2 separate regions of the Homo sapiens genome follow, and region 1 is linked to region 2. The links are chromatin loops, found by intact Hi-C in ENCODE. Cell type or tissue: PC-9. All regions are shown on one strand. Each heading gives the region's core, and the rest is flanking DNA. Links, peaks and the distances in the headings are about the cores only. Region 1 has its middle 400 kb from the start of METTL4. Region 2 overlaps LOC105371956 (a long non-coding RNA gene).

The links. A loop is a pair of places that touch in the nucleus more often than their neighbours do. Peaks named below come from ENCODE experiments on the same cell type or tissue, not always from the same donor. Only the 100,000 strongest peaks of a DNase experiment are listed, where the experiment ranks them.
Region 1: a loop joins it to region 2, with 6 times the contacts of the local background. A loop is called at or near these places in 4 of 110 quality-filtered maps.

What each region holds. Positions count from the first base shown.
Region 1 is chr18:2,162,241-2,179,244 of GRCh38, reverse strand. No RefSeq gene overlaps it. Among named protein-coding and RNA genes, the nearest start is that of METTL4, 400 kb to the left of the region's middle. In PC-9, for the core only: no CTCF peak of the experiment used is centred there; a DNase peak (open chromatin) is centred at 7,154.
Region 2 is chr18:2,104,389-2,121,392 of GRCh38, reverse strand. It overlaps LOC105371956 (a long non-coding RNA gene), which reads left to right. Exons shown (of 3, transcript XR_935087.3): 2 at 9,657-9,749. Among named protein-coding and RNA genes, the nearest start is that of METTL4, 460 kb to the left of the region's middle. In PC-9, for the core only: no CTCF peak of the experiment used is centred there; a DNase peak (open chromatin) is centred at 8,522; H3K4me3 peaks cover 815 bases; H3K27ac peaks cover 1,493 bases.

The DNA of each region.
Region 1 (17,004 bases), core at 5,839-13,838, 56 kb before region 2:
CTCCCCTCTGTGGGTTTTTTCCCATCTCTATAGTTTTACCTTTTCCGGAATTTCATACGGTTGGAATCATACAATATGTAGCCTTTTCAGGTTGGCTTCTTTCACTCAGCAATGTGCATTTAAGGTTCTTCCATGTCTTTTCATGGCTTGATACCTAATTTCTTTTTATCACTGAATAATATTCATTGTCTGGATGTAACATATTTTATCCATTTACCAACTGAAGAACATCCGGATTATTTTGCTGCTTTGTTTTCTGAGACTAAATTTTTCTCAACCTAATAAATTAGAAAATTCTGTTTAAAAAATTGTTTCTTTAAGTAGTATCTGGCAAAATGATTCTTTTGTAACAGATACACAGCAATATTTTGTTGTAAGAATAAATGAACCAAATTTCCTCTGCTAGTCTTAATTACTGAAGTTTTACTAACAGTCAGCCCCGAGGGTTATCTGACTTCTCCCTTAGTCCAGGCTTCCCATGTGTAAAGTACACCTAAAAGAAATATTTAAATCTTTGTTGTAGCATAATGCAGAAGCATCATAGGAAGAGATAAAAATAGAACCACAGAAGGGAAAAAAGTAAACAATGGCTCAAGAAGTGGAAAAAATAAAGTTTGTTTGAATTATTCTTTCTGAAGCCAATCCTTGAGTTGTTTTCTCTCTTTTTGATTTCTGCAAACTATATAACTTTCAGTTATCCAAAGCCCAGATAATCCTTAGCCCAGTGGAGAAGAATTCTCCTGATCTTAAGGGCTGCTTAAGAAGCAACTGTGCTTTCATAAAAATCAGTTCTGATATTGTATCTTTCAAAAGGCAGGAAGAAACAGTGCAGGGCATCAATACACCATCAAAAGAGATGGCTCAGCTGGGACCCAGGTGCCTGGGGAGGAGATTTCTCACTGAGTCGGGAGGACCTGTGTTTCTCTCCTCTCTCTGCGCATGTGGTGGTTCATCTGTGCCTCTCTCTTCTATAACCTCGTGCAGCTACTTGCTGAAGAGGAATTATGAAAAGATCAAATGTGGTAACCAGTATGATGGTGAAATCCTGGACGCATGTCTTATTTGCTTCAGTGTTTTTAGTTTTTAGGATGATATGCGTTTTGGTTGCTGTCACAACTACCACCATCATCATCATCACCACCACCACCCACACCATCATTATCACTGTTTGTGTGTGTGTGTGTGTGTGTGTGTGTGTGTGTGTAGATGTGAGAGGACTGTATGTGTGCTATTGTCAACTTACACTTATATGCTGATCTTGAATAATGATACTGGTTATTTTCCTAAGTTGCTTCTGTAGAGAGGAACTAAGGTATCTGATTGATAATCTGAGAAGTAAAAACACTAATAACCTTGGCCAAGGCATGATTTGATTATCTATTTGCATTCAGGAATGTCAATCAACATTATTCTAAAAAGGGCTGTGAGACAAGGAATTTAGTCAAAGCTACTCAGTTTGGGGAAAATGTTTTTGAACCAGGGATTAGGAAGCTGGTATCAGACACTGAAAAGAACAAAAGGTATAATGAGGTGGCTTCCAGATGCTTTTCAACATTGGAGATGGGAAACTGAAAAGGAAGGAATAAAAGCAAGTTACCTGCAAGTTGTGCCTCAATCTTGGCTGGAGGATGTTTATGTCAGTCTTGGAAAATTTGGGCTCAGTAAGTCTCTTTGCTGTTGTTAGTGATATTTTAGTTTCAGAAATCTGCAGTGTGAACTTTTCCCTTTTATGCTGTTTGTGTTACTCCTGCTTGTTTCTCCTTTGGTTTCTCTTCACATTCAGCAATAAACCATTAGGAAAAATACTAGCCTGCTCTACCTGAGATGAGGAGAAAGAAAAGGTATCTCTGTCCATCCTTGAAATAGAGGAAAAAGTAAACCAACAGTTTACTTTGAGTAAGATGTCTGGGCCCAGTGTGAGAACAGGAAACACATCAATGAAAAGTCAGAACATATCAATGAAAAAAAGTAACTTGGAAAAAAGCCAGGGGGAAAGTATTCCTTTCACCATGGGCATGGTAACTCACGCCTGTAATCCTCGCACTTTGAGAGGCTGAGGTGAGTGGATCACCTGAGGTCAGAAGTTCAAGACCAGCCTGGCTAACATAGTGAAACCCCATTTCTACTAAAAAAATATATATATATTAGCCAGGCATGCTGGCATACGCCTGTAGTCCCAGCTACTCAGGAGGCTGAGGCAGGAGAATCACTTGAACCCAGGAGGCAGAGGCTGCAGTGAGCCAAGATCGCACCACTGCCCTCCAGCCTAGGTGACAGAGCAAGACTCCATCTCAAAATAAAATAAAATAAAGCAAAATTAAAAGAAAATTTTAAAAAGAATGTGTTCCCTTTACATTCAGAGATAGATAAAAGTAGTTGTGTCTGAGGGCAAGTAGGGAGTGGTGTAAGAGACGGTGTTATAAGCCTGTCTCTATTACCTGATTTTTTTTAACCCTTGTGCATATATCACTTGAAAGAAAAGAAAAAGTCACGTCTTATTTAATGGTGCCCTGAGTTTAAATCCAATGCAACTGGAGATATAAAATCTTGCATTATTTGCAGTTGTGCCAGTGAGAAAGACTTGGTAAGTGGGCTCACTCATATCTTTTTTTTTTTTTTTTTTTGAGATGGAGTCTTGCTCTATGGCCCAGACTGGAGTACAGTGGTGTAATTTCAGCTCACTGCAACCTCTGCCTCCCGGGTTCAAGTGATTCTCTTGCCTCAGCCTCTCAAGTAGCTGGGATTCCAGGTGCGTCACCATGCCCGGATAATTTTTGTATTTTTTAGTAGAGATGGGGTTTCACCATGTTGGCCAGTCTGGTCTTGAACTCTTGACCTCAAGTGATCTGCCTGCCTCAGCCTGCCAAAGTGCTGGGATTATAGGCATGAGCCATGGGGCCCGGCCAGGCTCACTCATATCTACATTATTTTTCAGTTATCCAAAGCCTAAATAACCCTTAGAAATAAAATAATCTCAGTCCGTAAGGTTTGGCTTGCTGAACATAGTGATGAGTACATACTGAGGACACATTCTAGCCCCTCGATTGTGAGTCAAACAACCTTTATTGAGTGTATTTCTGATAGTCACTGGGAAGGTGAAATGACACGCACTTCAGTCATGATGGTGAATTTATGCCACATTTTTATCTGGGGCTCCATCCTGTTAGACAGAGTCTCAAGTCTATCTCCAGAGCCTTTAGTTTTTTCAGGTGGGGCTGTGTAGCTGGAAAAGATTGTAGACTTGACTGTCAGTCTGAGAGATGAGTGGTGTGGGAAGAAAGAGTATGTCTAAGAGCGGCTGAAATCTTGATGGCCTTGGGAATCGCGAGATTAAAGGGTACTTAAGATATGGCCTTGGGAATCGCGAGATTAAAGGGTACTTAAGATATGGCCTTGGGAATCGCGAGATTAAAGGGTACTTAAGATAGTTTCCAAGGAGTAAGAATGATGACTTTGTAGGGAGATATACTGTTTCTCTGTGGCCTGGTCATGATCATGGCTGAGGAGTTGAAATATGTGAATCTTTTCTATTGATGATGATTTGCTAATTTTTACTGGAGAATTTCTGAGCTTTCCTAGAGTTACTTTTATTTCCGTGTTGACTGTGGTTTTCTTAACTCTTTAACACAGTTCTTATTTTTTGTATTTTTCTGTTCTAGAAACCATGTATGGGTGCCTAGTTTCATTCTTTTAGTAACAAATGGCTTGGATAGTCATTCAGCTAGGCTGAAGCAGTCAAGGTGCCCACAGACCAAGTGTAGTGATACCAGCCAGTGGTGGAAGGGACACTGGCTCTGTGATGAGAGACGACCACCGGGTGAATTCCTCTACTTCCCCGGGTCAATGCCTCTACTTCTCAGGCATCCATTTTTTGAATTTGAAAATGGAAATAATGCTACCTTCTTACCTCCCAATATTTTTGGGAAGGTTGAATGAAATAGTGTATAGTGGAGTATTTGCTAAATTTCCAAGGCTAAAGGTAACTATAATAAAAAAAGTAAGAGACTGGAGCACTGAAGGAGCACTTAGTGAAGTGGGAGTATACTGACAAGCAAAGGACCATTAAGAAAAACCTTTGTAAGATGTGCATCACTTGAAGAGACCCTATCTAGGGTCTCTTCCTCATAACTGCATCTTTGCAACATGCTGCTAAGTCTTCTTATAATGTTAAAAATCACTTTGTTAGATCTTACATGTATCCCTAAGCAGAATGTGCTAATTTTCTGCATCCCCAGATCATGCGATAGAGCTTTAAATGTCTGCCAAATCATGGGCTAAAGTTCCTTCAGTTTTTGTATTCAGAGCTATTAATTTCCAATTTAGAACCTGTAAATGCTTTTGCTTCATTTTCAGAGCCCTTTTGATAACCAGTGAGGATCTACCTTTAAGCGTCAAGCACCTCTTTCCAAATACCCAGAGTTACAATATACAACATGTCTTTGACATTGCTTAGAAGGGGTTATTGGGGCCATCTATGTATATTTCAGGGCTTGTAGTCTATCAGTGGACTATGCGCTTTGTTCTTTCCTTTACATATTTACTTCTCAGTACAATTCATTCAGAGGCACTTCTGTGGCAGCTCTATCAGCCGTAATACTAAAAGCAAGAAAGTTCTTGTGATGTTCAACCAATAGCTCAGGAATTCTCCTCTGTACTTATCCAAAAAAATTTGAAACTTTATTTTAATAACCATCCTCCTAAAATGTCGGGCAACATGACTGCTTTTCTTGATGCTTTGCACTTCACAATGTACTTTTAAAAAATAGCTCAAGATGTGAGTTCTTAGGTAGTTGATGTATTATTCAGAACAAATTCGTTTGAAGGTGCATCAATACTTTACTGTCGGAGCCACTATTTCACGTTTCCTTTGTTTTAGTTCACTCAGTATCTGGGTCTTAGAGTCTAGAATTCATAGTGATGTGTTCATTCTGTTGAGGAAGAGTGTCTTTTGAAACGTCATTCAAAAAAGCAGAAGGCTTGCTTTCCTTTCTTTGCAGCCTTTGCTTAAAGAACTTAGTTAATTGAGCCTACTCAGAACTTTCATGTGGCCTGAAAACTGTATCTATACCTTTCCACTGCACTCCATACTCTTGTGTTGTTTAACCATTGCCACAAGTGAGGAAGGCAACAGGATCTTCAAGATCCACAGTTTTGACCATTCACTGAGTACTGGCATTCATGTTGCCAAAGGGTTAAAGTATTTAACAGGACTCTTTATGTCCTAATCTGGAAAAATCACATTCAATAATAATTTAGAATTTGGAGTCCTCTTTAATTTTCTCTCTTGCAAATTTGACTAGCAATTAATATGAAATGGAATGAAATGGAGTTAGCATTTGTGAAAGTTCCTGCAAAAGTCAAATTAGACAAAGTAGAAGCATGTAGCCTATGCCTCATGGATATCAGCATTGAAGTGTTGTGAAGTCAGACTAAAGCAAGCTTCAAAACGTGTTTTGTTATAGCTCAGCATGGAGGCAATGCTTTTGACCTCGGCTGTTAATTTGCAAAATGACGCATCCAGAGCAGTATGGTAACCAAGGCAAAAATAGCCTCCTTCTTGGCCCCTTGCCTGAGAGCACAGCCTCAGAGTTATGTTGGCAAATTGAAGCAGTCAGCATGACGTCAGAAACCATGCTTCAGTGTGCAAGAGGTGATTGTGAAAGGAAACAGTCACCAGGATGGTTACATTTTAGGTGAAGCCACTATAAGCTGACTTCCTGCATCATAAAGAAAAACTGGGAGAAGCTGGTTGTTTTCAATTCAATAGTGTGCCTACCACCCACTAAAATCTCTGCTTCCTTACAATAACATATATTCAAGATGAGAAGTATAGATTGACTCTTTGCACCTCGTTAAGCTCATCCTCTTGTCTTCCAAGCAGGAACTTATAAAAACTGTGGTAACTGCCTGAAATTATGTCATAGTCCACTGAATAAGTGAATGCAGTTAAAAAATCTTCATAACAGTATTGTTTGAGAAGTTTTATAGCCAAGTTTTTACTTTATTCGTAAGACTTCATTGGTACAACCCGCAAGTAGCAGAGATCAATTCTTTCCACATTTCTTTTGTGTGTGTGTGTGTGTGAGAGAGAGAGAAAGAGAGAGAGAGAGAGAAGGGTCTTCAGTGTGCCTGGGAGTCATGGAAACAGCATAATTTGGCTTGGCAATGTGTTCCTTTATAGTAGAATTTTCCTGAAGATTGCAGTAAGATATTATGGAAAGAATTCTAAACTTGGTTTTGTATCTTACTATTTTGTGATCTTGGAAAGGTCACTTGGATGTTCTGATCTGGAATTCAGTTTCCTTATCTATAACAGCAGACTTGGATTAGATAAAGTCTCAACTTTCAACCCCAAACTCTGTTATATTCCACTGTACTATTAAAGTGAATATGTACAGCCTTGTGGAACAAACACATGCATGGGAGTCCGACTAACCCGGGTTTTAATCTCTGCTCTGTTCCTTATTTGCCATATGAACCTAGCAAACCTTCACTTTTCTGACGGTCGATTTCTTCATCTTTAAAATTGGAATGATAGCATTCCTTCAGGATGGTTGGAAGGTCTAAAAATAATATGTCAGAGAGATAGTATGGTCCCTGGCACAGAGTAGGTATTAAATATTGATAGTTCTAATTATTGACACTATGATAAAGGTTAGTGTTTTTTAAGTTTGACAGTGAGAATCAGGTGGAACTGAGCTTAGAGGATGTGGCTGAATAAAGAGGTGGTTGTTGAATAGGCCAAACTGTCCTGGTGACTTTAGTTCGTGATGGGGCCAGTGTTTGCAGGACATTTGTGTAACTGTGCAAGGTTCATATACTCAATGTGTGGCAAGTCAATACACTGAGACACCAAGTTGCAGCAGAGAAAGAGGTATAACTGCAAGGCAGCTAAATCAGGAGACAGGAGGAAGCCAAAAAGCTACCCCCCAAGAAATTTGGGGATAGAGATTTTAAAGGGTTTAAATGAGTGGTGGGAAGAGGTGTGGAGGTCAGTGATTTATCAAAGCATGCAGGGTGAAGTCGTGGGATAGGGACATGAAGGAACTGCATTTTTTTTTGCTGATTTGGTTTCTTGGTGAGGGTGTTCAGACTGATTGGTATCAGCCATTCGCTGGAATCCAGAATCTAAAAAACATCTCAAATAAAAAGTCTTAGGCTTCTGACACTCAAGATGTTATCTATAAACACAACGAGGAAGTTAGTGACCTATGTCCCAGCCTATGAGACTTTTGGTTAGTAAGCAGCTCCGGTGAAGTGGGTCAGAGGGCAGCTTGATTAATGCTTAATGGTATTTCAGTCCAGAGCCTGGCATCCTATTTTTATTAACCCTGTGGAAAGGAATTCATTTGGGATTGAAGACTCTATGTATTTTATTTGTTTTGCTCTTCCTGATTCCTTAAGAAAATGTTTCAAAGAAAGCCCTTCTGTCTCTCTGCTCTGCTGTTCCCCAGCTGTCACGAAGATAAACTCAGAGTCATATGGGGGTAATCGGTCCCAATAGCCAATAGGTAATTCCTGTTTGTTTACCTATATAAGTAGCTCCATTTCTCCATTTCTCACAACACCAAAGGCTCAGACTTTGGACACACTATTGTTGTTCTGTGATTTTAACCTACTATTAATAAATAATAGTTTTCATTTGTTGGGCTATAAGTTTGCCAGACCTAGTGCTTTAATACAACATACTAATAGTTCTACTTCTATCCACACAAAAGCCTGTGGGTGCTTTTGTTATTCCTTCTTCCAGATGAGGAGACCACGGCTCAGAAAGGTTGAGTAGCTTATAAATTTTATTTAGCCTAGAAGTAGGAAGAAGCCCATAATTATTTCTGAAATTTGGATTATTCCCACTAAGATTTACTATATCACATAAAATCAACAATGCAAATGTTTCTGTTTTTATGCATGAATCATAAAAATTAAATAGAACTAAAGATAGCTTTTTTCAATATTTTGAGAATTTTTAACCTCAGTTACCTCTGAGATATCTAAAGACACATAGAGGGGAACAACAGACACTGCAACCTTTCAGAGGGGGAAGGGTGGGAGGAGGGAGAGGATCAGGAAAAATAACTAATGAGTACTTGGCTTAATACCTGGGTGGCCAAACTCCCATGACATGTGTTTATCTACACAACAAACCTGCACATGTACCCCTGAACTTAAAATTAAAAAAAAATAAAGACACCCTGAATAGGTTGTCTCTCAAATAGCTTTGACACTGCTGACGGAAATGTTTTGCCAAATCAACCCATTTTAGCAATGAAAGAGCAATATTTTAAGTATCATACAGTAAAGCAGAGGTTGAATAAGGATCCAATTTTGAACTTCAAGTTTTCTATCTGCTCCTTAATCCCCAAGCTACCTGTCCCAAATTTATATGGAATCTGAACCTGTATTTCATCTTGGAATGAAAATTAAAAAGGGGGAAAAAAAGCAGTTTTAATGATGTCAAAGATTAGGACCTTACATTTTTTTAACCTCAAAATACTTTAGGTCAATTTTATACCTTCAGCCTGAAAATGTAGATGTATTTCAGTGTTCAGTTCATCCCTATACATCATGAATTTTTAATGCTAATCAAATTCTTTATGGCTCTTCATAAATCTTAAAAAACCTGAGTTGGAGAGCAAAGACATAATGCAGCTGAAGTTTATGGGTATCATCTGAGCTGAGCATTCACATAAAAAATGCTATAATCATGATTATGAGCAAATGTATTCAGGAAGAGAAAGATGGCAGACAGAACCTTAGCCATTTCAATTACTAGAAGAGAATGATCAACACCAACCCTGGTAAATGAGAATAACAATAACCAAATTCGTAAATAGGACCACTCCCTTCTGAAATGTTTCTAAAATATTAGATTGTACATGTATTTTACAAACAGGATGCTACCCTTCCTCATATGTATGTCATTGGGCAGGGCCCAATGTTTTATAATTCAGAGATTTAGAGAACAAACAACAAGCATAGTGTATGAATTAGGTTCCCGTAGCAGTAATGCAGCACAACAAACAACCTTCAAATCTCACTGGCTTAAAATAACAATGATTTATTTCTGGCTCATTGCTCTGCAGTTCAGCTAGTGTGGTTCTGTTTTAGGCTGTGGGTTGAGTTCAAGTCTGTTTCAAAGGTTCTTTGTTCTGAGATCAGTGGTTACCTGTGGCTTGTTCTTCTCATGGAGGGTGGCATACATTCAAAGGTGTAAACAGAAACATGCAATGCTTATAGCTGGGAATTGACACACTTTCACTTCCACCCACATTCCATCATTAAGGGCAAGTCACATAGCCCAAGTCCAACATCACTGGAGCATTGAAGTATCTGCTATGGCTCACCCTGTGGTCCACCATGACAAAGACAATAAGGGATGAAAAAATGAGCAATCTAGCATAAGTGCTACAATATAGCATAAACAGTGACTAAGTGTTAAGCTTTCTGAAGACACAAAGAAAGTGGAGCCATAAAGTTTACAACTGTGCTCTGAGCTGGGCATGTATCACTGCTGTTTCCAGTCACACTTGGGCTTGGCTCCTGTTTGTTTAGCTCTCTGGAAATCCTAAGGAAAATGGGTATATGGAGGGAGAAGAAAGAAAGGGGACATTCAGTGAGAGAGTTTTAACTGGTAGACTTCCATTCGTGGCAGCAAAGACACTTTATTAGATGTGCTACTGAGTCAGCTCAGCCCCAGAACTTCAGAGCTGCCCCTGAGTCTGATGATACTCTTTCATTGGCATATGTACTTCTTGAGTGCCTCTCAAGTTCATGGCACTGAGCTAGGTGCTCTGGAGAAGAAGGGAAGTAGTAGGGAAAATTAGGAGAGGATTTAGTAAATGCAGATAAGAGAAAATATGAAGTTTTGTACATGGAAAATCGTAAGGGGAGTAAAGAGGATTGATATTCAGGTGCTAACACTCCTGAGGAAAGAGGGACGTGAGAGAATGTTTTTGAAGAGAATAGGAAGACAGTAATGCAGGATTCAGTGATTCATTTATTTAGCAAATATTTGTGAGCATCTCCAGTGTTCCGAATCAGAAGCTATGTTATGAGTTAAGATACAAGGGATAAGAAGACACAGTCCTTACCCTCAAGTCACTGATGGGGAGTCGTACAAGTGGATAGGTAATTGTTAAACCACCTTTTTAGTGCAAAGATAATGAGACTATGAAGTCTTTCAAGAGTCTAAGGAAAGGTATGTAATTCAGGCCTGGGAAGTTTGTAAAAGCTTCTAGGACACTCTGACATTAAGCCAGGCTCCAAAAGGACTTAAGATGATGATATAGGCTTCAAAACAAAAATATTAGTGATAGTAGAGGAAGAAAGTCTAGAAGTAGCAAAAGGGAGCAAGGAGTTTACAGCATTCTGAACTGAATTGGTGAGAATGGAAGAAATAATAGCTTCCATAGAAAGGAAAGCCATACCATTTGGTGATGTTTCAATTATGGCTCACAGGTGCCTAAGTCTTAGCCAAGAATTTTTCCCACATATCAGTAAATCCAAGGGATAATGGAATGATCTAATAGGGTACTCAGTAGAAGGGGAGGATGGGGCTTGGTCATATAGTGTGAGAGTTGGTTGTCCTAATGTTCAGTCCATTCTTAGATTACAGAAATAGAAGAGCAGGTATCAAGTCTTTGCATGTGCTCATGAGATTCCACCTGGAGTTTTTAGTCTGGGAGTATATTAGTCAGGGTGTCCAGAGAAAGAGAACCAGTAGGATATTGTGGAGGCCAAGAGAGAACTTCCTCTTGGCCCTGTGAAGTTTGCTGGAAAGTCAACTCACAAAAGGCAGATTAATTGGAGAAAAGGCATATGAATCTATTTTACATGTATACACAGGAACCGTAAGAATGAAGACCCAAAGATGTGGGGGAAAATATCCATTTTTATGCTTAGGTTCCATAGAATATGGACAGGCCTGTAGAAATACGGTTGGACAAAACGTGTATTATCTAATGCTAATGGACCGTGTGGGGAAACTCCACAAAGCCTGTCTGTCGAGATTCTTCTTGTCCTCTCTGAGCAGCATTCCTTCCTTCTGGGGATGGGGCAGGACTCTCTCTGGAATGTGGGTCTTAGAACCTACAGTCAAACAAGGTAGGTCAAATAATTTCTCTAGGCCCAATTTTTACACAGGTAGAGCAGAGGAAAAGTTAGATCCCATTTTTCAGTTTTATGGCTGGCTTAGGGGAAAAGGAGTCCTGGTTTCCATGACTTGCCTTGGGGAAGAAGAATTCTAGTTTGTATGGCTAGCCTTAGGGAAGAATGGGACAGGGAGACAGGGGGACAAGGAAAGGTCAGAGAAAAACTTTTGCCTCTACGGCTTCATTTTGGGGTATTGTTTCTGGCCTCAATAAATACACATATTTATTATGAGGAATTGGCTCTTACAATTACGGAGGCTGAGAAGTCCCACAAATTGCCATCAGAGTCCCAGGAAAGCCCACGGTGTAATTCAGTCTGAGTCTGAAAGCCTGAGAACCAGGGGAGTCACTGGTGTAAATCCCAGTTCTAGGGCCAGAGAGATAAGATGTCCCAGCTCATGCAGGCAGACAGGAAGCAAAAAAAGTAAATCCCTCCTTCCTTCACCTTTTGTTTTATCCAGACCCTCAACAGATTGGATGAGGTCACAATGGGGAGGGCAATCTACTTTACTGAGTCCACCCATTCATATCCTAACACCCAGAAATAAAGTTTAATTGGGCATCCTGTGGCCAGTCACGTTAACACATAAAATCAACCATCACTGGGAGCATTCTATTAATAGCTATGTAGATGAATTAATAAAAGTAGTTCAGAGGTTAGAATCATTTTGATTGGGGCTGGCCAGTGGGAGGGTGCTGAGACCATCTCAGTTGTGGAGACTCTAACCCAGTGATGCTAGAGGAATTAAAGACACACACACAGAAATGTAGAGTGTGGAGTGGGAAATCAGGGATTTCACAGCCTTCAGAGCTGAGAGCCCCGAACAGAGATTTACCCACGTATTTATTGACAGCAAGCCAGTCAGAAGATTTACGAAAAGTATTCCTTATAGGAAGTAAAGGGATGGGCCGAAATAAAGGGATGGGCTCTGACTAGTTATCTGCAGCCGGAACATGTCCTTAAGGCACAGATCGCTCATACTATTGTTTGTGGTTTAAGAATGCCTTAAGCGGTTTTCCACCCAGGGTGGGCCAGCGTTCCTTGCCCTCTTCCCAGCAAACCAACAACCTTCCAGGGTGGGCGTCAAGGCCATCACAAGCATGTCACAGTGCTGCAGAGATTTTGTTTATGGCCAGTTTTGGGGCCAGTTTATGGCCAGATTTGGGGGGCCTGTTCCCAACAGGAGGGTTTTATTAGGACTTGAAGAATGAGTAGTTTAATTGGACAGAAACAGGAACTCAGTTATCCTCATCTCCAAATCCTTGCTTGTAGTATTCCATTCTTACCAGGAATATGTTTTTCCTTCTCTCACGGCTTTGTCCATATCCTATTCATCCTACAGGGGTCAGTTGCACTTTATTGCCTCTGTGGAACGTTTCTTCACTGTTCCAGAGCACATTCACTACCATTTTCTCAAAAATGCCACTTAGGGTCTGTCCCATTCCTTTTCAGTTTTATTATGTGTTCCTTCTTAATTTAGTGACGATTTCATTAAGGTATATCCTGCCTCTTCAAGTACTTTGCATGTTCTTGGAAGGCATGGGAGCACGCTGCGCATTGCTTCTACCATTGGGTTTTGAACATGGGCGTGAAACCGTCCCTACAGTGTTGACAAGTATTGCATGCTGGGTTCTGGGCAGAATATAGTCATAATTAAGCCTTAATCAGGCTGCACTTTGGCCCACTTCCTTGTTGCTAAAAGTCACCTAGCACTAGGTACTGACTGTATTCCCGTTGTGCCTACAGATAGGATCTCAGACATTAGAATCATGAGGCTTTTGTTTAAGAATTGCTTAAGATGCTTTTCAGATCATGAATTCCAGTGGAATGGCTGACTCCCACCATTCTGAAGACCCCCACAGAGAAAGAGAATCAGCATGAGAATACAGTTTCTTCATCTCCCTGTCTCATGACTTCACCCCACACTCTTCAGCCAATCAATGATCACCACACTTGGGCCCACTACAAAATCCTTAAAATCCCTGGCTCTAAACTCTTTGAGGAGATGGATTTGAGGTTTCCTCCCATCTCCTCATTCGGTGACTCTAAGATTAAACCTCTTCTCTGCTGCAACCTGGTGTCTCCGTGTATTGACTTGAGGTGTGCATCAGGCAATGAGCCTATTACAGTTGCAAGAACTTAAAGGATATTTAGTGAATAAATAGGAAAAGAAGGTGGTGACTAAAAACATTGATGGGGAAATAATGCATGAAGTTAGGGTCTGGTGGAGGTAACCTGTCTAAACATGACCTTAAATAGGACTTTTCTACAAAGTGAGAAGAAAAAAATTTCTTTGGTGAATTTTCAAATGTATAATTTAAAGCCTTATCATATTAATATTTAGCCACTTTCTTTCACATTTGGGGTGATTTTACTTTTCTCTGTGTGGGTTGTTATGACTTCAAGTTTGAAATTTTACAAATGTGGTTTTAGTGCTTTTAAGTTATGTAGCTACAGGTATGTTCAGAGTGCTTTTTCATTATGGAATGCATTTGTTGGGGATCTTCTAAACGCTTAATAATCATAGCTCAGACTACTTAGCTTGGTTTCGAGAAAAAGAAAAAGAGACACATCTAGGAAAGAAGCAGCATGGAATTAAACATTTTAAGGAATAAAAACTTAATGAAAGGAGATATTTAATCTCAGATGATTTGGGACAAATTCTGGAATATTTACCATACTCAAGCAACAGATATTTTTAATACAGTTTTGTTGCTGGAAAGGGATCCTTATCCAGACCCCAAGAGAGCGTTCTTGGACCTTGTGCAAGAAAGAATTCAGGGCAAGTCCATAAAGTGAAAACGAGTTTATTAAGAATGTAAAGGAATAAAAAATAGCTACTCCATAGGTAGAACAGTGGCATGGGCTGCTTAACTAAGTATACTTATAGTTATTTCTTGATTATATGCTAAACAAGGAGTGGATTATTCATGAGTTTTCCTGGAAAGGGGTGGGCAATTCCTGGAACTGAAGGTTCCTCCCCTTTTTAGGCCATATAAGGTAACTTCCTGACATTGCCGCGGCATTCGTAAACTGTCCTGGCATTGGTGGGAGTGTCTTAGCATGCTAATGCACTATAATTAGCATATAATGAGCTGTGAGGAAAACCAAAGGTCATTTTCATTGCCATCTTGGTTTTGGTGGGTTCTTTACCACAAGCTGTTTTGTGAGCAAGGTCTTTGTGACCTGTATCTTGTGCTGACATTCTATCTCATCCGGTGACTTAGTGTGCCTAACCTCCTGTGAATGCAGCCCAGTAGGTCTTAGCCTCACTTTACCCTGTCCTTATTCAAGATGGAGTTGCTCTGGTTTAAATGCCTCTGACAGTTTGACAACATGACCCTAGAATTTTATGATGTCTTATGCCACTGTCTCATTTTACAAGTGAGAATATGTAAGAGCCTTTTCAAAATCATAGAACATATAATGTCAGGGCTCCAAATTCTCAACCCGGTCTTCTTTTTTTTCATGTACAAATAATATTTGTTTTAGCATTAATAGTTGGGTGAGAGTCTTTCAACCTGAGATACCTACTTGCATTCATCAAATACTTTTTAAAGGCTTTTGGCAAGTTACTTTCTATATGCATGCCTCAATGTCCTTGTCTGTAAAAATTAACATAACTTTTGATATGTGTGCCACGATTTCCCTGTTTGTAAAAATTAACGTAATATTTGGCTTCTAAAATCTCTAAAAAACATTATAATTAATGATATTATTGAGATTAATGGGGATTAATGAGAAAATGCCTCAAAAATATTACATTCTTCGTCTGGAAAATTAGGAGGTTGGTTGAAACAGATGATATCTAACAGTATTTCTAGCTCTAAAGGAGACCCACTATTTCTGTATAATAAAAAACCTCTTTTCCCCCACTTTTCCTTGCTGAGTTAAGTTCATCCTTTGAAGCTCAGTACAGTGGACTCAACTTCCTCTTATTGCCCCTGGTTGGAGGTGGACAAACTGCTCTGTGTTCCTTGAATCACCTGTGTATGCTGCTAGCGTTTTCCTAAGTGTGTTACTCTTCCTCTATTTGAATGAGTTATTTGATGTTGGATACTATGTTTAATTTTTCTTTGTAACACAGATGCCTAGCACAGCATCTGGAATGAAATGGGAACCAAATAAATATTTATCAAATCAATGAAAAATCTAAGATTCTTTCAGCTTCTGCGGATGCCAGTGATGAATTGTTATCACTTAGACATAAATGATCAGTGTGTGTGAAATTCTAGATGATTAAGGGATATTTTAAATGGAGGGCAACCTCTCTGAACCTAGAATTGTAGCCATTTCACCCTCTAGGAAAAAAGTTTGTATTTAAAATAACTCACCTGCTAATTAATTGTTACCTGCATGTAAGTGGAGAACCATAAAGGGAGGGGACATATAATCAAAGATAGTGGAAGGGAAACCACCCACACAGGGTTAACAAGAATTACATGCTGGGTCCTGGACAAAAATATAGTTATAATTAAGCATTCATCAGGCTGCATGTTGGTCCACCTCCTCGTGGCTGCTTGCTAAGTGAAGGGAAAGTCACCTAGCACTACATACTGACCATTTGTTCCTATAGATAGGATCTCTGATGTTAGAATCATGAGGATTTTAAGAATTGCTTAGGATGTTTTTCAGATCCTAAATTCCAGTGGAACAGCTGACTCTAACTATTCGAAGACCCCCACGAAGGAACAGGATCAGCATGAGAATACAGGGTCTTCATCTCCTTGTCTGGTGACTTCACCCCACACTCTTTGACCAATCAAGGATCTCCACACGTCTGGTCCCCTATTGGTCCAAACCCCTTAAAATCCCTAGCCCCAAACTCCCAGAGGAGGTGGATTTGAGGTTTCCTCCTGTCTTCTCATTTGGCAGCCTTATGATTAAACCCCTTTTTCTGCTGCAACACACTGTCTCAATGTATTGACTTGCCATGCATCAGGCAACAAACCCATTGTGGTTATAACAAGAAAAGGAGGGTGAGCTCAAGGTAACACTGTTCATGTAAACTAAATCTATAATCATTACTGTAATAAATTTAGTGGTAACTATTTGCCATTAGATTGCCACATTTTATATAATGATTATTGAAATATTCTTTTTTTGTGAGCACAATGAAAACATGTTTATTCTTGAAAAAATATTAATGAAGATTGGAATAGTGCATATTGTCAACAAAAAGATACAAACTCTGTAAAATTTTTGAAGAGGTTTATTCTGAGCCAAATATCAGTGACCATGGCCCATGACACAGTCCTGAGAACATGTGCCCAAGATGGTCAGGGTGCAGCTTGGTTTTATACATTTTAGAGGGGCATGAGACATCAATCAAATACATTTAATAAATACATTGGTTTGGTGCAGAAAGTTGGGACAACTCAAAGCAGGGGCTTCCAGGCTATAGGTGAATTTAAACATTTTCTGGTTGGCAATTGGTTGAGTTTGTCTAAAGACCTGGGATTGATAGAAAGGGAATGTTCAGGTTAAGATAAAGATTGTGGAGACCAAAGTCTTTTGAAGTCTTATAGTGGCTGCCCTTAGAGACAATAGAGGACAAATGTTTTCTATTCAGATCTTAGTTCATTTCTTTAAGATTGGGAGGGTCTGGAAGAAAAAGATCTGGTTATGTTAACAGAGATGCTTTACAGATGCAAATTGTCCCCCCACAAAGAACAGCTTTGCAGGGCCATTTCAAAATATGGCAAAGAAACATGTTTTGGGGTAAAATATTTTGATTTTCTTCCTTGTCTCGGAATGTTACGCCAGAGTTAGGTTGGAAAGTAAGTCACAATAGATAGGGTTAAATTAAACCTTATCTGATGATAATTTGTGGTTTGTAGGGCATGACTCCCC
Region 2 (17,004 bases), core at 3,650-11,649:
TTACAAAAGAACTAATAGTAATAGAAACACATAAACAAGTCCAAAAGATGTTGCTCTTCTTATTAGAGACATATGTTTTATTATTTTATCTTTTTTTTCTGTCGAATCAGGTTAAAGGGAGCTATGTTTTTATTTATTTATTTTTGTGTTTTGAAAGGTAGGACATACTTTTGTTAAAAGAGGTTGACTAAGAAAACTGTAATTGCAAACCAATAAAATTTTCACCCATTTATACAACAAACATATATTAGAAGGGAAAATAATTTTTTTTTAAAAAAAGTAATGTATTATCATTTAGATAAAGCTACTGATTTTTTTTGTCACTGTATAGAAATGATATTTAGAATTTTCATGCATTACATGATTCCCATGCTGGGATTTTTTGGTTTTTAAATAATATTAAATAATACTACCGGTGTCTTTGTTGGCCTACATGCTGCTTTTGCTAACATCTTATTTTTTTTGCATTTCCTGCATCTCTACATTAGCATTGCACAGTCACATCCCTGGTCACTGGTCTGGGATACAGCCCCTTGGGGACTCCCTCCCGGGGTTTGTACAGTCAGTTCTGTAGAGGAACGTGGTGTCCAAAGGGACCACACCACTGCCTGGATTCTCCCATGGAGACCAAAGATTTTCCAGCTATTTATTTTTCATCAGCTGGTAATTGCTGGACTACTTAGAATGAGTTTCAGAAGCATCATTAAAGATACAGAAAAGCTCAGTTCAAAGACATTCCTTACATCAATTTTCACAATCAAGAAAAGTTAGAAAAAGCTGAATGCCCCAAAATAGACTGGCTGAATAAATGATGGTGCGACCACTTAATGGGCTATCATGCCATCATTAGGACAACATGAGGAATGCTTATGCTTATGCTATGATGTAAAGTAAACAAAAGACAATAGAAAAGTGATAATAAAGTATATTCTTAACAATATAAAATATGCATAGAAGCTGCCTGTAAGGGCACGGTGGCTCACGCCTGTAATCCCAAGGACCTTGGGAGGCTAGGGAGGGTGGATCACTTGAGATCAGGAGTTTGAGATCAGCTGGGCAACATGGTGAAACCCCATCTCTACTAAAAATGAAAAAATGGGCCGGGTGTGATGTAGTCCTAGCTACTCCGGAGGCTGAGGCAGGAGAAGCACTTGAACCTGGGCGGTGGACGTTGCAGTGAGCCAAGATCACATCACCGAAATCCACCTGGATGACAGAACAAGGTTTCAAAAAAAAAAAAAAATTGTAAGGAAATATAATAAAACATTAAGATTGATCATTTTCTTCTTAATCATTGTTTCATATGCTTTGAAATTTTACGATGAGCAAGTGTTTTTCCTTTTTAGTAATTTTCCTTTTAAAATAATTACATAAAACATACAAAAACTACAGAGAATGATATAAAATAACAGATATCTTTGTATTCATATGAGATCTTGCATGATTTTGTCTCATTTGCTTAGATATTTTCAGTTATTTTTTTGAGATAAAGTGTTTGATTTCTCTGTCTTTCTTCCTGGAAGTAATCACTATTCTGAGGTTTATGAGTTTTATGTTTTTGTTACATGTGTAAGCTTTCATAAGTGTTGTATAATATTGTTATGTGTATTTTAAGCTTATACATAACAATTGTTGTTCTACATGTCATTTTACAATTTACTTTGTTTAGTCAACCTTTACCTTTAAGATTTATTCATGATGCTGTATGTAGAGCTACTTCACTTTCAAATGCTCATATATAATCCCATTGATCCGTTTATCAAAATACAACCATTTATCCATTCATTCTCCCAGTAGGATACACTTCAAAGTTATTTTAGACTTTTTGCTCTTGTAAAATGTTGCATTTAATATTCTTATGAGTCTTCTCTACACATATTTGAGTTTCTCTAAATGTACCTAGAAGTAGCATTACTAGTTTGAAAATATCCATATCTTAACTCTACTAGATTTTACTAAATTATTTTCCAGTTTATACTCCCAATAGCAGAATACATGAATTACTATTTCCCTACATTCTTGTCAACTCTTGAAATTAGACTTTTAAATATTGGCTAAGTGGCTAAATATGAAAGGACATCTCGTATGGGTTTTTATGTACTTTTCCCTGTTAATTAGCTTTTAGGCTCCACTTTGATGTGAATTGCCTGTTTCTTTGCCTATTATTCTGTTAGGTCATTTTTCCTTTTCCTACTGGTTTTTTAAGCATTTATGATATAGTTGAGATACTAATTCTTTGTCAGTTTTATGCATGGCAAATATTTTCTTCTGGTATGTAGATTGTCTCTGTATTTTAAGAGTTCCTTTAATGAATAGATGTTTTAACTTTTAATGTAGCAAAATTTATTAAAATTTTCTTTACAAGGTTTTTTTGTTTCTTATTGAAGATATATTTTGCTTACCTGAGGTCATAAATACATTTACTACTTTCTTCTAAAACAATTGTTTTTGCATGCTGTGTGATGTAGAAAGCTAAGTTAATTTATTCCTGTGTAGCTAACCATCATCCTGGCACCACTTCTTATTAAATAGTCCATTGTGACCACACTGATTTGTAATGTTGTCTTCAATTTATGACAACTTTTCAAATGTGAGAGATGGTTTGGTTCTGAACCCTTATCTTTAATTTGTCTATTTGGTTGTTGTTGTTCTATTACAACACTATCACAATCACTACAGCCTTACAACATGCTGGTATTTGCTAGAGCAGATCGGTCTATCTTATTTTCCTTTTTAATAATTGTCTTGCCTGTGCTGGACAGTTTATTCTTCCACATATATTTCATTATCATCTTGTAAAGTTATTTAAACAATGCTTTTGGAATTTTGATTGGATTTTGGTGATATTTAGAGATTAATTGGGGAAGGATGATATAGTTACTATATTGAGTTTTTCTATCTAGGAACAGTTCATTTCATCACTTAGGTCTCGCGTATCTTTAACATTTTATAATTCTTTGTATATTTTTATTAGATTTCTTCCCTATTATTATGTGTGTGTATGTGTATAATATTGTTACACGACTACATTTCTTAAATTAAAGTGTCTGGTCTATAGGAACTCTGTTGATTTTTCTGTATTAATGTTGTTTTCATCAACCTTGTTGACATCTTTTATTAGTTATGAGTTTATCTATAGATTCTTTTGAGTTTCCTATGTAGAAAACCATGACTTTTACAATAACAAATGTATTTCTTTTTATCCACTATATTTTGATTCTCTTTTTCTTGTGTATTGAGCTAACAGAGACTGGCATCTACACAATGCATTCTTCTTTCTTAAAAATAGAAACACGATGTGCCCAGCTAAAAAAACTACATTTTGCAGCCTCTCATATAGGGATGACAACTGAGATGTATATAGAAGTAGGTGGGTTGGACTTTCAAGAAAGTTCTTTAAGGGGAAAGATAACTCCAATGATAAGTGCATCCTTTTGCCTTTTTTTCTGTCTTCCTTTCTGAATCTTGGATCAATGGATGTGATGTTTGGAGCTCCAGCCCCCATTTTGGCATCATGAAATTCCCCTGAGAATGCAAGCAAATGTTGAGAATGGTGGAACAGAAAGGAAGAAGAACTTGGGCCCTGATATATTTATGGAGCTGAAATTTTAGGTCAGCACTGACATCAGAATTTCTTTTAGGCAAGAAAACTAACTTCCACCTTGTTTAAGGCACTATTGGTAATGTTTTCTGTAACACACAGCCAAATTTAATCATAAATGTACATAGTGCTGTGTTTCCAGTAGCATTTTTAATTAAAAAAGTGATAGAGGGTATGGTCTTTTTCTCAAATTTGGGAGAAAATGCTTCCAGTTTTCACTATAAAGTTTGCTGTTTGCTGTAAGTTTTTTGTAGAAATCTTTTTTCATCATATGTTTTCTTTCTTTTCCTAGTTATCTGAATTTTATCAGGAATGCTTGTGGAATTTTATCAAATGCTTTTTCTGAATCAAATTTTTTTCTGTATTATTTTATCTACTAATATGATTATATTAATAAATTTTTCTAATTTTAATCTATCCTTTCTTTTCTGGGATAAACTCTAAGTGGTTACTATGAACTGTCTCTTAATATAACATTACTTTAAAAATATATTGCTTGGTTTGATTTGCAAATATTGTATTTAAAATTTTTGTATTTATATTCAAAAGGGAGGAATGGCCTATACTTTCCTTTTTATGATTGGCTCATCTGATTCTTTTGTTGAAGTCAATTTCATGAAATGACTTGTGAGCGCATTTCACTTTCTATTTCCCAGAACAGTTTGTGTATAGCAGTGGGGTTATTTTTTTTCCTCGATTATTCATATTATCTCATCTGTAAAACTGCCTTGGTCAGTGATTTTCTTGCAGGTAAAATTTAAATTCTTTTTAAATTATAGAAAAGTTTTCAATTCTTTTGAAAAAATTTGATTTTAAGTTGTTTCATGTTCTGTTTTTTCATGAGATAATTTTGCTACCTTTATATTTTTTGAAAAATTTTCTATATCTCTAACTTTTCATATTTATTAACAGAAAGGTGTTCCTTATAATGTCTAATGACATTTTCCTTCTATTTTTGTCTGTATCAATTTTTTTTGCTAACATTATTTATTTATGTCTTCTTTTCTTTTATATTAGGCGATATCCAGAGATTTTTCTATTTTTCTTAGTCTTTTATTTAAAAAACACTTTAAAATTTTATGTCTTTTTCTGTTTTCTGTTTCATTAAATTCTGCCAATTTTCTTCCAACTTTCTAGGGCTTATTTTATGGTTATTATCTGTCTTTGTGAATTAACTGCTTACTCAGCTTTTTTCTAATATAAACATTTACACAATACATCATTCTCTATATTCTGTTTTGGTTGTGCTTCACAACGTTTTTTTTTTTTTGAGACGGAGTCTCCCTCCGTCGCCCAGGCTGGAGTGCAGTGGCGCGATCTGGGCTCACTGCAAGCTCCGCCTCCCGGGTTCACGCCATTCTCCTGCCTCAGCCTCCCGAGTAGCTGGGACTACAGGCGCCTGCAACCACGCTCGGCTAATTTTTTGTATTTTTAGTAGAGACGGGATTTCACTGTGTTAGCCAGGATGGTCTCGATCTCCTGACCTCGTGATCCGCCCGCCTGGCCTCCCAAAGTGCAGGGATTACAGGCGCGAGCCACCGCACCTGGCCTGTGCTTCACAACTTTAAAAGATAGTGTTTTTATTCTCTTTTAATTCTGAGTATATTCCAGTTTACATTATGATTTTTTTTCTTTGATCTGTAGATTACTTCGAAGTATGCTTTTTTATTTTTAAAAGACTTTCTGTCTTTTAGTATCAATCTATGTTTTACGTTATTGTTTAATCAATTTTTATAGTGTTGTTACTTTTCTAAACATGTTAAACATTCTTTCTGATTGCTCTGTTGTATCAGAGGATGCTAATGCTACTTCTCTCTATTTTGTTGTCTGTTGATACACTCTTGATTGCTCATTTTTCTGTTTCATTTATTTTTAAAAATTGCAAATGCCTCTTGAGTGTTGTTTGCTTAAGTGTGGGAGTTTAGTGCATCTTGGATTATGGAACTTCTTCAAAGTATTCTTGGTTTTGCTTCTGCTAAAATTTTAGGGAGTTCTCATTAAACATATAGCAGTATTTACCTTAATCTCCCAACTTGGGAATCTTATACCACCCAGATTGCTAAATGTTCCCCAACACTCACGTAAATTGCAGATTTGGAGTTTTGCTTCTGATAATGGAATTACTTTTCCCCAAAGCCCTCACAGAAGTAATTTCTCATGTTTCCCTGGAGAAAAATTGGTAAGAGAGTTTCTAGACCCCTGTTCCCGGAGAGGTCACCCATTATAGGGTCCTGGCGAAATGTGTGAGTCTTGGTGTCACTTTCCTGCCTTTCGAGACCCTGTGGCCATGCATCCATGTATTTCCTCCCAGGAGTCAGGGACTTATTTTAGGACTAATATTTCCAGGGGACCAGGTTATTGCTTGTGTATCAGGAGACAAGCTTATTGCTCTGTTTTTGAGTTCCTCTTCTATTTCTGGCACCTGTAGATTTCCTTTGCTTTTTTCCAAGTTTACCTATTAATCTTATTTGGTTACATTTTAGCCAGCATTTCTATGTGGTGTTGCTGACGCTGTAAATTTGAAGTCTATATTAGCACTGGATCCACGGAAACTAATGTAATTGGAGAGGGAGGAGAAGGAGAAAATAATTCAGAAATACAGAGGAGCTAGGCAAGGAGCGGTGATAGATTGCTCCAGAAAGGCAGTAAGTATCTAGCATCTTCCGGGGAGCCCCTGGGGGCCTATCTGACCTGTTTGTTCTTTGGTTATGGAGTACTAAGAACAGGGCTGAGGCTGGTGCCCTGACAGAGTGGGCATTTGCTGCGCTGACTTCTGGAAGTCCTCAGTCCCATTGTTGACTAAGTGCCAAGATCACGTGGTAGGACATGTTTCTAACAGAAAAGGAAGCCATGCTGCTGCTGTGCATGTGCTTACACTGAATAGGAGTGAAGTTTTGCATCTTCTAAAATGCATTAAAGAGTGATCAAAATTACAGCCCTCTCTGAATGAGACTCTCCTTTAACACAACTTACATTCGGTAAGTGCCTACTATGTTTCAACAAATAAGAGATGGGTAGGTGGGTCTCTGAAGCTGTCAGCTTAGCAGAGGAGGTGGGAGCACACAGCCAAGCCTAAAACAATTTGAGGCTTGTTATGAAAGTGATATGAACAGATGCTGTTGGAGCAAAGGCGAAGGAGGAATGAATTGGTTGATTCAAATGAGGGGGAGTGATGTGGTAGGGAAATCTTTCTAGGGGCAATTTCTGAGCTTTGCCATGTAGGATGAACGGGAAACTACCTGTGGGGAAGGAAGAGAGGCAATGTAATCTGAGCAGAAGAGCTGAGACCTCCCTCTGCAGGGTTTTCAGACCCCTGTTGACCAATCCACTGGAGCTGGAGCCTTGGGTATTGTCAGAGTAGAGGAGGCTGGGTCCAGATAATAAAAGACTTTGAGTGTAACAGTTGCTTTCATTTGTTTGGAAGATGCTTTTTCCTCTTACCTTAGGGAAAATAAATGTTTATATCAACTCAGTACATGCCTACATTTGGATTATATTTTGGTTCCCTTAAAGTCCTTCCTATATACCTAATTTATTTATTCAAATGTAATAATGTTGGGGAAAATAAGGGGGTTTGAAAGTCTGTTGCACAAAAACCATTCAAAAATATAATTTTTAGTGATTATCGTAAAAGCATAATACAGTAACTTTATCTCTGAATGAGATAGATATAGATTAAGCAAGGGTATGCAGTTTTTACTATGACAATTTCACATTGCATGCTATTTATACTACTTGTGATTTTCTGAAAGAGATACCAATCAGACTTGCAAATTAATGTGGTTAGCATTTTACTCAAAAATAATGATTTTGTTCCTCACCTTTATTTATAGTCACTGCAAAGTTATAAAAAGGAACAAGGGGGAGAACTTTCACTAAATTGGTGAAGTTTATTATAGTACTTTTTAGACTAGCATGATGTAAGAGGAAAGATACTAGGAAATACCAACCCAAAGCCTTTTAATATTCATTTATAATTGTATGTATGTTAGACCCCCCAATTCACAGGAGAACATTTATTATTTTGGTCATAGTTTTAATTAAAAATCAGAATAAATATGACTTTCTATTGCCATGCTTGTCAGTTTTACTTAACCTTTTGTTCCTTTATTTAAAACATCTATTTTCCTACCTGTCTATTTATCTAGGTAGCTTAGCATCTACCGCTAGTCCTAGTGGTCACTGAATTAAAATATAGTAAAACATAATACCTGGTTCCTTTGATCAATGCCTTGCTGTTCTCTACTTTTGCTTGCCTGGATTTTGGTATCTATGTCATCTTCAAGATGGATCATCCCTGGTTTGAATTTGTGAATGCAAGTTCATTCAGCAGTCTGATCATGTGTGGTGTTTTTGCAAATGTGAATGAATAGAGATTAACTTCATGCCACCTACTGCAATAATTTCTCTTGTAGATTTGAAACTAAATTGCAGAAGGGGATGTGTGATATATGAATATGGCATGATGCTTTTCTCCTATCTCCTTGTTTTCAATCCTTAGAAACCTGAGTATTTGGGAAAAATGCAAATTCTGAAAAATCTTAATAATTTTTCGAAGACCACTTTTGGTAAACTTGTAGGTTTCAACTCTTACAATTAGGAGGAAGAAATTGCAATTATTTTGGTGAATTTGTTAAAATTTTGCAAAAGATCACATACACTAGATGAGACTCAAACAACTGAAATGTAATTGTTTAATGAAAATGGAAAGTCTGAAGAGAGTATTGTGTGGTGGTGCCAGCCCCTGAAAAATGAGCAAAACAGCTCCTTGTCTCACATAAAGTTATTTCATTAAATCGGCCTTTCGATTTTAAACAACCTTTAGAAGCAGAATCAGAAAGACATTTTTAAGAAATGAGGGAGGAACGATGACTCAGAGGATGAACAAGCACAAAAAAATTAGGAGAGGAAATTATTACCTGGAGGCATTAAATATAACAAACTTAGCTGGTATTTGTCACAGCAGTTTCAACGTTATGCACAAAAGAAAACACATTTAGCTATTGGTTTCAAAACAGCGAGGAATCACCGAATCTGGAAGTGGCACTTCTTATAATGTTTTCATTCACACAGCCAACACTTATTAAGTGTTATTATTCATGAGGCACTAAGTAAAGCAACTCCTGTTCTAAGGAGCTCCTAGAAGTGCTGGGAGGTGTTAGGAGGTGGGGGAGAACAGTGAATTCCTTCAGGGTGAAGGGTGCAGGGGATGGGCAACCCCAAATATCAAAGCTAGTGGGGTAAGAGCTGCATGCCCTTGGCTGGCTTCGACCGGCTTAGCCTTTCCAGATTATTTACATTTATTGTGCCTGCCTGTGCAGGCCATTGGATTTAGAATGAGCCTTCTCTCAGAGCCAGGTCCAGAGAGCCTCTGCAATGCACTAGCCTTCACAAGTGCTCAAGAGGGAACAGACAGCTTGCACAGGTGTGGTGAGACCAACGCCCACCATTGTGGATCTCAGGACTCCAATCTGCTATAGTGTAGAAGGTTCTTTCTGCAGTGGTTCCTGGGGGCTTGTCATTCACTCGTCCCCAAGGAGGCTACATGCAAATTAGCTAAACCTCACGGGTTAGTGATTGGCTCTGGGAGGGAGATTTGGCCCTGCTTTTCCCACCCATTTCACCACAGCTTTCATGGAGATGTAGATTAGGAAGCCCTCCCTGATTATAAGATCCTGATACTGGGGCCATCCCATCACTCTGACTAACTCCTATGTGGGTCCCACAGAATAAAGACAACTTGTGACTTGAGCCTTGAAGAGTGGGGAGGACTCAGCTCGGTTGATCTGGGGCAGGGCAGGAGGGGTAGATGGACTCCAGTAAGCACCAAGGAGCAGGGTCATGTTAGGGTATCTTGCAACAAATTTTAAGAAGCTGAGAATTGACACCCATAGGCGAGGGAGGAGAAGCAGTGCAAAACGAGGCTGAAGAAGAATGCAGGATTCACACATTCAGGACCTTGCATGGGAAGTAAGGGTGTGAGACTTTGTTTTGAAAGTGATGGAGAGACATGGAAGGGTTTTAAGGAAGCGACAACATTTGCTTTGTGTTTCAGAAAGAATCATCTGAAAGGAATGTGGAGATCAGAGAAAAATGATGGGAAAGTTACCACAGCCTGCAAATGAGAAATGATGAGAGCCTGCCTGGGGTAAGGCAGTTGTGTGGGACGGAAAGGAAGCACTAGATGAGGCAGATGCTTAGGTGGAGCAAGAACAGGGCAGGAGAAGCAAGTAAAGGAGGGGACTGAGGGACGAAAGGGGCCTAGAGCTCTGGAGGGCTTCTGGCTGGGTGGCTGGGTGGCTAGTGGGGCCATCATTGCAGGAAGGGGATCAGGAATAGATTTGAGTCCAGATAAGACAATTAGGTTATTTTTGAATATATCAAGCATGTAGTACTGGAGATATTCACTGTGCACAGAAGTTTGTTGTTCTGGAGAGCTGTCATCCTGGAGTCTTGGATTTGGGCAGGTGGTGGGTGTGGTCAGCTAAGGATCGAATGGGGCGGACATATGGGGAGCTGGAGCCAAGACCCAGGATTATCAATACTTAATAGACATTTTAATAAATAGCCATAAGCACATTTCTATTAAATTAATTCCTTTTTTCTTTCTTCTTCATGTTGCAATATGACCTGTTTGAGAGAATATTGAGCTGAACTCCTTGGGCATGAATTGGGATCTGTTTCTGGAGGGGTAATTGGGGGTTAGCATCTCTCGCCTTCAATGTCTCATTTTAAAAAGAAGGGATTAGACTGCTTCATCTCAAATCTTACAATGTTATAATTACAGGACTTCTTATGAAGTTGCTGGAGGTGATGAAATGAGGGAGTCTTGTGCTTTCTTCATTTTCTACTGTTGTTTTCTACCTCTGTTTTCTCAGAGGTTTTCTGATCATTGGCAGTGGATAACAGAAGGAAAGTCACTCAAGGGGCACAGGAAAATTTCCTCATATAAAGAATAATCTCGAATGCGAAACAGTGCAAAGGTGGAGAAACTCAGAGATAAGCAGCTACCTGCACATATGCCTGACTCAAATAATTTCCTTCCTGGGTTTATATTTGGACTTGGTGTGCCTACTCTTTGATACAGTGGCATACTTTAAAGCACACTTTCTCTGTGGTCTTACTAATTTTTTTTTTTTAACGTTTCTTTTCTTGGCCTGTTTGCCTCATTTTTCCATTTTAAATAGATTTTTTAAAAGAGAAGTTTTAGGTTTGCTGCAAAACTGAGCAGAAGGCACAAAGATGCACATATACCTACAAACACAACCTCCCCAGACATGCACAGCCCCCCACTGTTGACATCCCCTACCAGAGTGGTGTCTTTGTTTTTTGTTGGTTTTTGCTTTTTTTTTTTTTTTGAGACAGGGTCTCCCTTCTTGCCCAGGCTGGAGTGGACTGGTGTGATCACAGCTCACTACAGCCTTCACCTCCTGGGCTCAAGCGATCCTCCCACCTCAGCCTCCCAAGTAGCTGAGACCCCAGGCGTGTGTCACCATGCCAGGCTAATTTTTTAAATTTCTGGCTAATTAAAAAAAATTTTTTTTTAGAGATGGGGGTCTCTGTAAATTGCTCAGGCTGGTCTTGAATTCCTGGGTTCAAGTGTTCCTCCCTCCTCAGCTTCCCAAAGTCCTGGGTTACAGATGTGAGCCACCACTCCCAGCCAAGAGTGGTACATTTGTTGCAATCAATGAACCTATATTGACACATTATTATAACCCAAGGTCAATAGTTCCCACTGGGATTCGCTCCTGGTTTTTCTTGTCCATTCTGTGGGTTTGGACAAATCTGTAATGAACATATAACCACCACTACTGTATTATACAGGGGAGCTTCACTGTCTTCAAAACATTCCCTCCTCTATGTATTCATCCCTTCCTCCCCACTGTGCTCTATGCTCTTATGTTTTAATTTAAATCATATCACATGTCTGTTTGGTTGCAATTTTCATTTATCTTACAGATTTGAATGTGCATTAAAATATGCAGGGAATATTTTAATAACCTAGATATAGTAATAATTTTTATTCACATCAAAAGCTTCATGATGTAGATTATTATTATTGTTTAGCTTATAATGATAATTTTAGTAACAAGTTATAGTAGTTGGAGCTTCACTGCTATCAAAAGTTTTCTAGTTAAATTAGGCTAGCCCCCCAAGTTTTTTCAGGAGTCATCAAGGTGAAGAATATTAATAAAAACTGCTTAATCAGGTAAACAGACAAAACTGTATCAGTTTATAGAACAGGTTGTTTCTGTTTTAGCACAATAATCTCCTTTATTTTTTGTCACAGTGAATAGTTACCTGATATCTAGGGTCAAAAATCTATGACTTGAAAGCCACCACCTGCATTTGTATTAAAATCTTTTGGAAGCTGGGCGTGAGTGTGTCTGTGTGTGTTTCAGTGTGTGTGCATGCATGCTCAGTACGTTTCAGCACATGAGATGGAAATAAGAAATAAGCAAAGTGTAGTGGGCAGGAGAGGATTGCACTGAATTTTTTATTTGTTTATGTATGTATGTATTTATTTATTTATTTATTTGAGATGGAGTCTCACTCTACCACCTAGGCTGGAGTGCAGTGGAGCGATCTCGGCTCAATACAACCTCTGCCTCCCGGGTTCAAAGCATTCTCCTGTCTCAACCTCCCAAGTAGCTGGGATTACAGGTGCCTGCCACCGTGCCCAGATAATTGTATTTTTTTGTAGAGACGGGGTTTTACCATCTTGGCCAGGCTGGTCTTGAACTCTTGACCTTGTGATCCGCCCGCCCTGGCCTCCCAAAATGCTGGGATTACAGGCATGAGCTACCGCACCGGGCCCTGAATTTATTTTTTAATGATAGGAAAAAAAAAAAGGAGCCGTAGAGAGATGACAGAGCCAAATGAGGGAGAGAGAAAAATACATTAGGTAGAGCAGCAACACACAGATGCAGGAGGAATTGGGTCATTGTGGAGGAATGTTGTGGAGAGTGGCTAACGGCACCAGGGTCCCCATGGTGGAAACCACTTTTTTTCTCTAATTAGGATCTAAAGAGTGCAGAGCAGTATTGGGTGTGTGTGTTGCTGCGACTCACTGCCTTGCCTTTTCTCCCTAGCCGAGAAATAGAGGATTCTTTACTCATTACTTTATTTGGATTTTAACCAAGGCCAGGATCTGTTACTTGATATAGGAGGTTGAATTTTTCTTACCTTCCTCTAACCTGATTATGAGGGCTGCTATTGTTTTTAGTTTAAGCTAATCAGTCCAGGGTTTCTTGATTTAGGCATCTCACTAGAAAAATCTTTCTGAACCTTTCCCAGGTGGGAGAGAAGTTTCCTGGATTAAATACCAGATTATAAAATAAACTGGTCTTAACAACAAAACTTTTTTGGAGCCCAGAGTGCGTAGGTTATATGAAACCAAGTAGGAATGAAGCATAAACATTGAACTACAATCCTGCCACATTTCACATAACTTATTTTAAGGAATATTCATATTTCTCATAGTAATCAAATTAAATTTTATGAGTGTCTTTGAAAAATTGTACAATGCACCTTTCTGCTTTACCTGATTTAGGAAAAAAAAAACCCATTCCAGGAAAGAATGTAATTGAATAATTAGGATGTATTGCTCTGGTGCTAGTGGCATGATCGCTTTTGAGGGATGAAGGGTAAGAAAATTGTTTAATAATATATGTGTCCGTTAACTTGATATTATTCTTCAGTAGACTCTTACCAATAGTGCTGTCTTTTTTCTTTTTCTTTCTTTCTATTTTTTTAATCTCTGATACCTGCTAGAGTGCCTGACATGTAATAGACACAAATATCCTTTTCTGGATGAATGAATGACAGGGACAGAAAAGCTTTTGTATTTGAACTGGAGAAGAACATCATAGCAATGATGAAGGTAACAGTGGCCAGACACAGTGGCTCACACCTGTAATCTCATCACTTTGGAAGGCCAAGGTGGGTGGATCACTTGAGGCCAGGAGTTTGAGACCAGCCTGGCCAACACGGCGAAACCCCATCTCTACTAAAAACGCACACAAAAATTAGCTGCGCATGTGCCTGTAATCCCAGCTACTCAGGAGGCTGAGGCATGAGAATCCTTTGAAGCCGGGAGGTGGAGGCTGCAGTGAGTTGAGATTGCACCACTGCACTCCAGCCTGAGCAAAAAAAAAAAAAGAGATAATAGTGATAAAGGTAAGAGTTAATATTTATTGAGGGCTTACTATGGCCCTGGCACTCTTTGAAGTATTTCATATGTGTTGACTCATTTAATCCTGACAATAATTAGGCACATTATAGATGAGGAACCAACGAAGAGATACAACTGCTAAGCAATTTACACAAGGTCTCACAGCTAGAAAGTGCTGGAATCAGGACTTGCACCCTAAAAGTCTAGCTCCAAAGACCATGCTCATTCACCACCAAGCTAAACAACCAGCTCAGGCCCTGCCCCATTTGTTTTAGGTGTTGTGATGAAAGCAAACACTACTCTCGGGTGAGCTATGGTCATGCCTGCAGTGGACTTGGGCTATAAAGATGGCGTGAACATTGACACATGCAAGGTGGTATAGGAAGAACTTCAGGTAGATGGTGGAAAGGAGACTCTGGCTGTAAGCAGGGAGCTCGTGGGCCTGCATGACTTGCACACAGCAGATCCTGCCCTGTAGTCCAGCTTCACTGACCTGGGACGTTTCCAAGAGCCCTGTGAGGACCTAGAGGGTCAACAGGGGCCATATCCATTTTAATGGTCTTATGCCCATGTAACCTTTGCACCATTTCTTTGCTCGTTGGAAGCAAGCTGAAGTAAAAATAATTTTCAGCTGAATTTTAATGATCATTCTCCCCAGTCTTCCAGCTTGGAGTAGGCGTGGTGACTGTTCATCATTTTTCTCATTTGTAAGATAGAGGTGATAATAATCCCTGCCTTGCAGGGTTGTTGTTTAAATTATAGGACCTACTACATGTAAACCTTTTAGAAAAGTGCTTGGCACATAGCAAGTACTAAAAAAAAAATAGCTCATTGTATAAAACTTTGTATTCATGAAACTTCAGTTTAACTGTGTTACTAGCAGTTGGATAATTCCAGTTCAACTGAAGGAAAGCAGGGAGCCGTTGATCTGAAAACTCACATTATCAGTTTACCCTGCCCTAAGTTGGGTAAAATGGAAGGATTTAAAAAGGGAAGCACCCTATTTTAGAGACAGAGAAATTGAGGCAGAGTGAGATCAATGGACTCGTTGAGCATCATGCAACTAATCAAGCAAGATAAAGAATTCTTAGGCAGTTATACTAATTGGGGTGAGCTTGTGGTGTGTGAGTGTTTATTGCTTTAGTACTAATGGTAATGAGCTGGTGAATTCCAGGAAGGTTGACCTGTATCAGGGTCTCAAATGGCCAATGGCCCAAATTCTCATCACGAGTTTTACCTATAGTTTGTAGTAAAATAAAGCCCTATTTTCCTTGTGGAAATCACCGGCAAATGATCCCTAATAAAAAGCTTTCCCATCTGATACACAGGGAGAAATGATTAACGTGACCCGTCCCATCTCAGTCTCTGGAGTAGGTATTTTTATTGACTGAGCTTCTTTTAGAGAAGAAGAGAATGCTATTTTACCAGAGAAAAGTGCACGTTTTAAAGGGGGAGCATCTGCTAGTTGGTTCCCATGTGGGGAAGGGGTAAGAGCCTTGGAGTCTGTTGAGTCCCAAGAGATCAGAGAGGCCACCTGATCCAATTCTCACACTTGACTGGTAAACTTGTGCAAGGTCGCACAGCTAGTAGGTAGAGGAGCGGATGCAGCCCCGGCCTATTTTGATTCCAACTTCCATTGGCTGCACCCTTCCTGCTGGTGTCTAACATTGTTTCCGTGTAAAGACTGATTGGGGATATTGTCAAAATGACCATGGTACTGGGGTCTGAGAAGCATCCCGATAGCTGTATGGGATTCAGGACTCTATTTTTCACTTCTTATGTTGGAATTTAACACACACACACACACACACACACACACACACACACACACATATATATTTTAAAATACAGGGTCTCAGTAAGTTTCCCAGGCTGGTCTTGAACTCTTGAACTCTTGGCTGAAGCAATCCTCCCACCTCAGCTTCCTGATTAGCTGGGATTGCAGGTGCTTTAATTGACCAAGTGTATGAATTATTTTACTTCAGAAAGTAAGAATAGTTTTTTTGAAACCTCCCCTCACTGTTTTTTGAATAGTGGTTATACTTTTTATGAGAGCAAATTGTGTTTTGGACCTTTGGAAATAGCACTTGTGCTTCTTATTTGTATGGTTCCGAACTGGGCAGCCTTTGGCATCTGTGCCGTAAGCTTTGAGTGGGAAGGCTAGTGTCCCGCAAGCGAGAGCCAAATTGGCCTGTGCTTCCTGGGAAGTGACAGGATTTTAGACTGTTGATTAGTCTGTTGGAGACAATGGTAAGATGACAAAAGAGTGAGGAGAAGACAAAGCCACCTTTAGGAAGAATGCTTTGGATTCGTTGGGAATTTTACCCCAGAGGTAGGAGAGAACTGAATCCCCAAAGTTGAAACATGGACGGCAACTTTGATTGATGGTCTGAAAAGAATATTTTCGGTATCTCATTGGTATGTTATATCTGATTGGAAGAGTCAGAGTGGCATGTGGGAGCCATGAGGGACCTGATGAACTTAGGAGGGCGGGATGAGACAGAAAGCAGGGACAGAATTACAGCAGTTGGGGGGGAGAAGCGAAGCAGCGCCCCCTGCTGGCGGGAGAATGGTACCGAGGACAGTAACACCACCAACCATAGATGCACGGTCTGGGCTGGGAAGAAATTGTCACTAAGGAAAGCATTTGAGCTACCTAAGATAGGCTCAGTAACAGGCAGATGACTTGGAGTCTCAGTGTCCTTACTGGATAGAACAAAAGAATACAGGTCTCTAATGCTTCCCAAAGCTGCTGTGACCCGCTGAGGCGGACGTTATCCCTGGGAAACCTGGTGAGCCGGGGATGGGAGGCACCTTTCTCTGAACGGAAGCTGCACCTCCCTCTCACTTTGTCCTGCTCTCCCTCAGAGAGCTGTACATGAATTCTTTTTTTTTTTTTTTTTTTTGGAACTTGTTGATCAAAATTTAATGTGTAGCCCTAATGAGAAGCTTCAGATTTTAAAAGAGAACTTTTAGACATGTAACAAGTCCCTAAATAAATGGAATGAACGGAGATTGTAGGACGACGTAAAATAGGATTGACATTTTAGGTCAGAATGCCACCTTCAAAAGATTGCTCTTCTTTCTTGGTTGAGCTTTGACATCATTCAGTCACTTATTTTTGGGATAGAGCCTTTCCTACTCACCTCTGTTAACACATCTTACTGTCTCTATCTTACCTCGTTCAGAGTCTCCAGCCTTTCACCTTCCTCATTAGGCTCGTAGATAC